Linked DNA regions of Homo sapiens: region 1 is linked to region 2. A link is an interaction called in ENCODE POLR2A ChIA-PET data of the cell type or tissue named here. Cell type or tissue: HepG2. All regions are shown on one strand. Links, peaks and the distances in the headings refer to the core of each region. The heading gives the core; the rest is flanking DNA.

Region 1 (4,434 bases), core at 1-4,000, 92 kb before region 2:
TGGCTTCGAATCAGCCACAGTGGAAATATTTACACTACGGGAATTGGCAGACACTACCCAGGAGGCCTTTCCCCTCTGAGAGCCAGTTGTTAAATATTTAGCACTGACAGGTGCTGAGGAGATTATAAAGCCACATCGAAGCCATGCCATGTGGATCAGTGTGTCCCTTTGGAAGGGGGACACCAGGTGGAAATCTTCCTCATATCCTCACCCCTACTGGAAGTCATTGTCACTTATCACCTGTCCTCTCCAGTAGGATGAAAGTTCACCCCCTGAAAAAAAAACACGTGGAGGTCCTGCCTTCTCTAGAGGCCCCAGACTAGGAGGATCAGCTCCGGGGTGGCAGCAGGTGGAAGGCACTGGGTAGGGTGAGGATGTCCACCAGAGAGAGGAGACATGTGTGGGACTCTCCCGTGCCACAGGTGCTCCCTGCATCACGTGACCTGCACTGTCCCCCTCCCTGCCGTGGATTCTGTGACACCCCTGAACCTTTCCTGCCCTGACCTAGCCTCCACTGTCACCCACCACTTCCTAGTTGTTGATGGACCATTTAGTTAATTTGCCCCTTCCGCCCTCTCTAGCCAGAGCCTGGGCATTGGGGGAGAATAGGGATCCTGGTGACAGCTGCCAGAGGGCATGGAGAGGATGGCTGACTCAGAACCCATAAAAGTCGGCCTGGCACAATAGCTTACGCCTGTAATCCCAACACTTTGGGAGGCCAGGACAGGTGGATCACTTGAAGTCAGGAGTTCGAGACAAGCCTGGCCAACATGGAGAAGCTCCGTCTCTACTAAAAATTAGCCAGGTGTGATGGTGGGCGCCTGTAATCCCAGCTACTCGGGAGGCTGAGGCAGGAGAATCGCTTGAACCCGGGAGGCAGAGATTGTAGTGGGCCGAGATTGCACCACTGCACTCCAGCCTGGGTAATAGAGCCAGATTCCACCGTTTCAAAAAACAAACAAAACAAAACAAAACAAAAACCCATAAAAGTCAAAGTGGGCCAGGTGCAGTGGCTCACACCTGTAATCCCAGCATTTTGGGAGGCAGAGGCGGGCGGATCACTTGAGGTCAGGAGTTCGAGACCAGCCTGGCCGAGGTGAAACCCCATCTCTACCAAAAATACAAAAATTAGCCAGGCATGGTTGGCAGGTGCCTGTAATCCCAGATACTTGGGAGGCTGAGGCAGGAGAATTGCTTGAATTCAGGAGGCGGAGGTTGCAATGAGCCGAGATCGTGCCACTGCACTCCAGCCTGGGTGACAAGAGAGGGACTCCGACTCAAAAAAAAAAAAAAAAAGGCATAGTGGATGGAAACAGAAGTGGGTATACCCGGTCACTGCTGTGGGCCTGGTTCTCCCTCCTGTGGGTCTGAACACCTTTGCCAGAGATAAGGCGAAGTCCCCCAAAGGCAATGCCCAACAGCCTCTCCCCGCCTCCCCCCACCGCAGCTACTGTCAACTGGAGACCATCTTTAGCATCTACGTGTATGGAGCATTCCCCGTGCAGCTGGTCTCTGCTGGAGTCGTCATCCTACTGATCATCTCCAGCATCCTGGGGTCCGTTTGGCTGGCCTACAAGACCCCCAAGCTGCTACGCACAGCACGCGGCCGCAGGATCAAGAAGTGTGCGACACAGCTGTGTAGGAGATGCAAGACGGTCTGCCAGTTCAGGGCCTCAGCCACAGCCAGGGCAGGCACAGAGCCCCCGGGACGCCACCGCACTCCTCACGGAGGCAGGTCTGACCACTGAGGCCGGTCCACAGGGTCCCAACCCCTTGTCTTCAAATAAAGTATAATGTAACATAGCAGGAAGCAGTATGTATTCACCATTTTTTTTGTTTTTTGTTTGTTTTTGAAACGGAGTCTCGCTCTGTCGCCCAGGCTGGAGTGCAGTGACGCGATCTCGGCTCACTGCAACCTTCGCCTCTCAGGTTCATGCCATTCTCCTGCCTCAGCCTCCCAAGTAGCTGGGACTACAGGCGCCCGCCACCACGCCCAGCTAATTTTTTTGCATTTTTAGTAGAGACAGGGTTTCATCGTGTTAGCCAGGATGGTCTCGATCTCCTGACCTTCGTGATCCGCCCAGCTCGGCCTCCCAAAGTGCTGGGATTGCAGGCATGAGCCACCATGCCTGGCTTTTTTTTTTTTTTTTTTTTTTTTTTTTTTTAAGTATCAGTGTGGTCTCATTGTGTTGCCCAGGCTGAGAGTGCGGTGGTGTGATCACAGCTCACTGCAGCCTCAAACTCCCAGGCTTAAGTGATCCTCCCTCCTCAGCCTCCTGAGTAGCTGGGACTACAGGAACCACCACCACACATGGCTAATTTTACTTTTAGTTTTTGTAGAGACAGGGTCTCACTTTGTTGCCCAAGTTGGTCTCGAACTCCTGGACTCAAGCGATCCTCCTGCCTCAGCCTCTCAAAGTACTGGGATTATGGATGGGCCAGTGCTCTAGGGTTAGCCATCTCTCTGAGTGAGATGGAGTCTCACTCTGTTGCCCAGGCCGGAGTGCAGTGGTGTGATCTCAGCTCACTGCAACCTCTGCCTCCCAGATTCAAGCAACTCTCCTGCCTAAGCCTCCTGAGTAGCTGCGATTACAGACGCCTGCCACCATGCCTGGCTAATTTTTGTATTTTTGGTAAAGGCAGGGTTTCACCATGTTGGCCAGGCTGGTCTCAAACTCCTGACCTCATGATCTGCCCACCTCGGCCTTCCAAAGTGCTGGGATTACAGGCGTCAGCCACCGTGCCCGCCCCACCCCCGACCTTTTTTTTTTTTTTTTTTCGGAGACAGATTCTTGCTCCTTTGTCCTGGAGTGCAGTGGTGTGATTTTGGCTTACTGCAACTTCTGCCTCCTGGGCTCAAGTGATCCTCCCACCTCAGCCTCCCAAGTAGCTGGGACTACAAGTCCACGCCAGCATGCCTGGGTAATTTTGTTTTTTTACTATTTTTTTTTGTAGAGATGGGGTTTTGACATATTGCCCAGGCTGGTCTCAAACTCCTGAGCTCAAGCGATCCTCCTGCCTCAGCCTCCCAAAGTGCTGGGATTCTCAGTGAACCACTGCACCAGGGTCAGCCATCTCCTTTTAAGTGAAAATTTGGTCAGTCTCATGACTTCCGATTACTCTTTGGTTAAAAAAATATATATATAAAATATACATACATAAAAAATACATATATAAAATATATATATTAAAAATACATATAAAAATATGTATAAATACATATATATATTAAAAATACATATATATAAATACATATATAAATATATATTAAAATACATATATAAAAATATATATATTAAAAAATACATATATATATTCTGTGATCATTTTAAATTGCCCCACATAGCTACAACAGGCTGGGGCAGGGGGATCACTTGAGGCCAGGAGTTCAAGATCAGCCTGGACAACATAGCAAGACCCCCCATCTCTACAAAAAAATTTTTTTAGACATTAGCTGAGTGTGGTGGTGCATGCCTGTAGTTCCAGCTACTTGGGAGGCTGAGGTGGGAGGATCGCTTGAGCCCAGGAGGTCGAGGCTGCAGTAAGCCATGATCACGGCGCTATACTCCAGCCTGGGCAACGTAGCGAGACCCTGTCTCAGAAAGAAAAAAAAAAGCTACTGCTTGGGTCCTTGCAGACATCCACTGTGTGACCCTCACTCCACATTAATCTTCAAGAAAAGTGATCCAGGTCCTTGCCCCACTTCCTCATCAGCCAGGACCTCCCCGACACTTGGGATACCTGGTTTTAGTTTCAGAGATACCCCTAATGAGGCTTCGGGGAGAAGGAGTTGAAAAGCAGCTGAGAAAAGTGGGCTTGGGGCTGGGCGCGGTGGCTCACGCCTGTCATCCCAGCACTTTGGTAGGCTGAGGCGGGCGGATCCCCTGAGGTTAGGAGATCGAGACCAGCCTGACCAACATGGTGAAATCCCGTCTCTACTAAAAATACAATTAACCAGGTGTGGTGGTGCACACCTGTAATCCCAGCTACTCGGGAGGCTGAGGCAGGCAGGAGAGTCACTTGAACTCGGGAGGCGGAGGTTGCAGTGAGCCGAGATCACGCCATTGCACTCCAGCTTGGGCAACAAGAGCGAAACTCTGCCTCAAAAAAACAAAAGTGCACTTGGAGTCTCTCCCAGCCTGTGTCCCCACGGGTCAAACAGTGATGAATGGGGATCACTGCAGATGCCAGGAGGGCACATGGCACAGTCCCTGGGACAGGGGGACCCTGTCTTGAGGGCCACAGCTGCATGGCCCCGAGACACTACCCGGAGTTGTTTTTGTTTTTTGAAATGGAGTCTTGCTCTATTGCCCAGGGTGGAGTGCAGTGATGTGATCTCGGCTCACTACAACCTCTGCCTCCCGGGCTCAAGCAATTCTTGTGCCTTAGTCTCCTGAGTAGCTGGGATTACAGGCGCCTGCCACCATACCCAGA
Region 2 (4,252 bases), core at 253-4,252:
CACCTGAGGTCAGGAGTTCAAGACCAGCCTGGCCAACATGGCAAGACTCTGTCTCTACTAAAAAATACAAAAATTAGCCGGATGTGGTGGTGGTGCCTGTAATCCCAGCTACTTGGGAGGCTGAGGCAGGAAAATCACTTGAAATGAGCGGAGATCACACCACTGAACGCCAGCCTGGGTGACAGAATGAGACTCTGTCTCAAATAATAACAATAATAAATTTATAACACAGCATCTTCCTCTGTCACCCAGGCTGGAGTGCAGTAGCATGATCTCAGCTTACTGAAGCCTCAACCTCCCAGGTTCAAATGATCCTCCCACCTCAGCCTCCAGAAGAGCTGGGATTACAGGCAAGCGCCACCATGCCCAGCTAATTTTTTTTTTTTTAGACGGAGTCTCCCTCTGTCGCCCAGGCTAGAGTGCAGTGGCATGATCTCGGCTCACTGCAAGCTCCACCTCCCGGGTTCATGCCATTCTCCTGCCTCAGCCTCCCAAGTAGCTGGGACTACAGGTGCCCGCTACCATGCCCGGCTAATTTTTTTTTGTTTTTAGTAGAGATGGGGTTTCACCATGTTAGCCAGGATAGTCTCCATCTGACCTCGTGATCCGCCTGCCTGGGCCTCCCAAAGTGCTGGGATTACAGGTGTGAGCCACCATGCCCAGCCTTTTTTTTTTTTTTTTTTTTTTAAATTTACTTTTGAGACTTGGCTCACTGCAACCTCTGCCTCCCAGATTCAAGTGATTCTTGTCCCTCAGCCTCCTGAGTAGCTGGGATGACAGGTGGGTACCACCATGCCCGGCTAATTTTTGTATTTTTAGTAGAGACAGGGTTTCACTATGTTGGTCAGACTGGTCTTGAACTCCTGGCCTCAAATGATCCACCTGCCTCGGCCTCCCAAAGTGCTGGGATTACAGGTGTGAGCCACCACACCCGGCCTAAATAAATTTTTTTTTCCCACCAAACACAACAGTATTGTTTTGGTAGAAACCATGTCACCATTGCTACCCAAAATTTAGTGCCTAAAAAGAGAGGTGCTTATGGTGTCAAATTTCCATACGATTGTTATTTCTTAGTATGAAAGAAAGGATGTGAAGTAGCTCATTAATGATTTTCTACATTAATTACATATTGAAATAACGCTTTGGATGTATTGGGTGAAATAAAATATATCATTAAAATTAAATTGGCCGGATGTGGTGCCTCACGTCTGTAATACCAGCAATATTGGGTGGATCACCTGAGGTCAGGAGTTCGAGGCCAGCCTGGCTAACATGGCGAAACCCTGTTTCTACTAAAAATACAAAAAATTAGCCAGGTGCTGGCACATGCCTATAATCCCAGCTACTCGGGAGGCTGAGGCAGAATTGCTTGAACCCGGGAGGCGGGGGTTGCAGTGAGCTGAGATTGCGCCACTGCACTCCAGCTTGGACAACAAAAGCTAAACTCCATCTCAAAAAAAAAAAAAAAAAAAAAGAAAAAGAAAAACATTAAATTTCCTGGTATTCTTTTTTAATGTGGTTGCTGGGAAGTTTTCTTTCTTTCTTTCTTTTTAAAATTATTATTATTTTTTGAGATGGAGTCACCGTGAGCCACTGTGCCTGGCCTATTGCTGGGAAATTGTAAATTACATTCGGGGTAGAAAACAGTTTGGTGCTTCCTTGAAAAGCCTGAGAGATACTTATCACATCACCAGCAATCTCCCTCCTAGGTAGAAGCCCCAAAGAATTAACAACAAAAGGACGCAAACAGATACTTGTACACCCATGGTCACAGCAGCCTGACTCACAACAGAACAAACAGCCCAAAGGTAGAAACTACCCAGATGTCCATCAATAGAAGAACAAATATACCTAGTGTGATCCATCCACACAATGGAATATCACTCAGCCATGAAAAGGCTGGGCGAGGTGGCTCATGTCTGTAATCCCAGCACTTTGGGAGGCCGAGGCAGGTAGATCACGAGGTCAGGAGATCAAGACCATCCTGGCTAACACGGTGAAACCCAGTCTCTATGGAAAATACAAAAAAATTAGCTGGGCATGGTGGTGGGCGCCAGTAGTCCCAGCTACTTGGGAAGCTGAGGCAGGAGAATGGTGTGAACCCAGGAGGCGGAACTGGCAGTGGGCCGAGATTGTGCCACTGCACTCCAGCCTGGGTGACAGAGTGAGGCTCCGTCTCAAAAAAAAAGAGAAAACCTGTCTCTACTAAAGATATAAAAAAAAGAGCCGGCATGGTGGCACATGCCTGTAATCCCAGCTACTTGGGAGGCTGAGGCAGGAGAATTGCTTGAACCCGGGAGGCAGAGCTTATAGTGAACCAAGATTGCGCCACTGCACTCCAGCCTGGGCAACAGGGCAAGACTCTGTCTCAAAAAAAAGAAAAGGAGCGAGGCTCCCACACAGGCCACAGCGTGGATGAAGGCTGAGGACATCACATTCAATGACAGAAGCCAGACACAAAATGCCACACAGTGTGTGATCCCATTTCTGGGAAATGTCCAGGACGAGCCGATCCACAGAGACAGGAAGTAGAACAGAGGTGACTGGAGGCTGGAGAGGGGAGAATGTTTGTTTAACGGGTCCAGAGTTTCTGTTTGGGGTGATGAAAGTTTTGGAAAGATGCTGGAGTGATGGTTGCACAACACTGCACGCGATGCCACTGAATTGTATGCTTAAAAATGCCTAAATGCGCCAGGTGCGGTGGCTCACGCCTGTCATCCCAGCACTTTGGGAGGCTGAGGCGGGAGGATCACCTGAGGTCAGGAGTTCGAGACAAGCCTGGCCAACATGGTGAAACCCCGTCTCTACTAAAAATATAAAAATTAGCTGGGCATGGTGGTGCACACCTGTAATCCCAGCTACTCAAGAGGCTGAGGCAGAAGACTCACTTCAACCCAGGAGGCAGAGGCTGCAGTGAGCAACAAGAGCAAAACTCTCTCTCATAAAAAAAAAAAAAAAGCCTAAATGGTGAAGTTTATGTTATACATATATGTATGGATATATGGAATTACAATTTAAAAATAAGGTGGCTGGGCGCGGTGGCTCACACCTGTAATCCCAGCACTTTGGGAGGCCAAGGCGGGCGGATCACCAGGTCAGGAGATTGAGACCATCCTGACTAACATGGTGAAACCCCACCTCTACTAAAAATACAAAAAGAAATTAGCCAGGCGTGGTGGCGGGCGCCTGTAGTCCCAGCTACTTGAGAGGCTGAGGCAGGAGAATGGTGTGAACCCGGGAGGCGGAGCTTGCAGTGAGCTGAGATAGCACCACTGCACTCCAGCCTGGGCGACAGAGTGAGACTCCGTCTCAAAAAAAAAAAAAGGTAACACACCAAAAACCATTGACTTATTTACTTGTACACCTTAAGTTGGCTCACTGTATGGTATGTGAATTACATCCTGATGAAACCGTTTATTTATTTTTGAGACTGAGTCTTGCTCTGTTGCCCAGGCTGGAGTGCAGTGGCACAATCTCAGTTCACTGCAACCTCCACCTCTGCGTTCAAGTGATTCTCCTGCCTTAGCCTCTCAAGTAGCTGGGATTACAGACACACACCACAATGCCCAGCTAATTTTTGTATTTTTAGTAGAGACGGGGTTTCACCACGTTAGCCAGGCTGGTCTCGAACTCCTGACCTAAAGTGATCCACCCGCCTTGGCCTCCCAAAGTGCTGGGATTACAGGCATAAGCCACCACGCCCAGCCGATGAAGCTGTTTTAAAATGATGTAGGGTTGCCAGCTTTCTCTGTTGGGCCAAGTTGGTCTTAACCTTGCAGCAGGTGACCTGGGTGTGATGAAGTGATCCAGACACCCAGTCCCAAGCTCATGCCAAGGTTCTGGAAAGAGATTCAAAACACAAGCCCTCAGGGCACAGTCCGAGCCCAGAGTGGGAGGGAGGTTGAACTTTGACCAATTACTGCTTTGTACCATTGGACTCTAGAGCCTCAGGCACAGGTTAATTTTTATTTTTAAGACGGAGTCTCGCTCTGTTGCCCAGGCTGGAGTGCAGTGGCACTATCTTGGCTCACTGCAAGCTCCGCCTCCTGGGTTCACGCCATTCTCCTGCCTCAGCCTCCCGAGTAGCTGGGACTACAGGGCCCGGCTAATTTTTTGTATTTTAGTAGAGACGGGATTTCACCGTGTTAGCCAGGATGCTCTTGATCTCCTGACCTCATGATCCGCCCGCCTCGGCCTCCCAAAGTGCTAGGATTACAGGTGTGAGCCACTGCGCCCAGCCAGGCACAGGTTA

The links. ChIA-PET counts read pairs that join two places held together with the same protein. Peaks named below come from ENCODE experiments on the same cell type or tissue, not always from the same donor. Only the 100,000 strongest peaks of a DNase experiment are listed, where the experiment ranks them.
Region 1: POLR2A ChIA-PET joins it to region 2 with 6 read pairs; 4 of 35 experiments call an interaction of 5 or more read pairs at or near these places.

What each region holds. Positions count from the first base shown.
Region 1 is chr19:5,776,929-5,781,362 of GRCh38, forward strand. It overlaps CATSPERD (catsper channel auxiliary subunit delta), which reads left to right. Exons shown (of 22, transcript NM_152784.4): 22 at 1,448-1,806. The coding sequence ends at 1,748. Among named protein-coding and RNA genes, the nearest start is that of PRR22, 5.6 kb to the right of the region's middle. RefSeq lists a silencer at 3,804-3,982. In HepG2, for the core only: no CTCF peak of the experiment used is centred there; no DNase peak of the experiment used is centred there; H3K27me3 peaks cover 679 bases.
Region 2 is chr19:5,868,614-5,872,865 of GRCh38, forward strand. It overlaps FUT5 (fucosyltransferase 5), which reads right to left and starts at 1,927. Exons shown (of 2, transcript NM_002034.2): 1 at 1,852-1,927. RefSeq lists an enhancer at 2,385-2,679. In HepG2, for the core only: no CTCF peak of the experiment used is centred there; DNase peaks (open chromatin) are centred at 1,778, 2,568 and 3,878.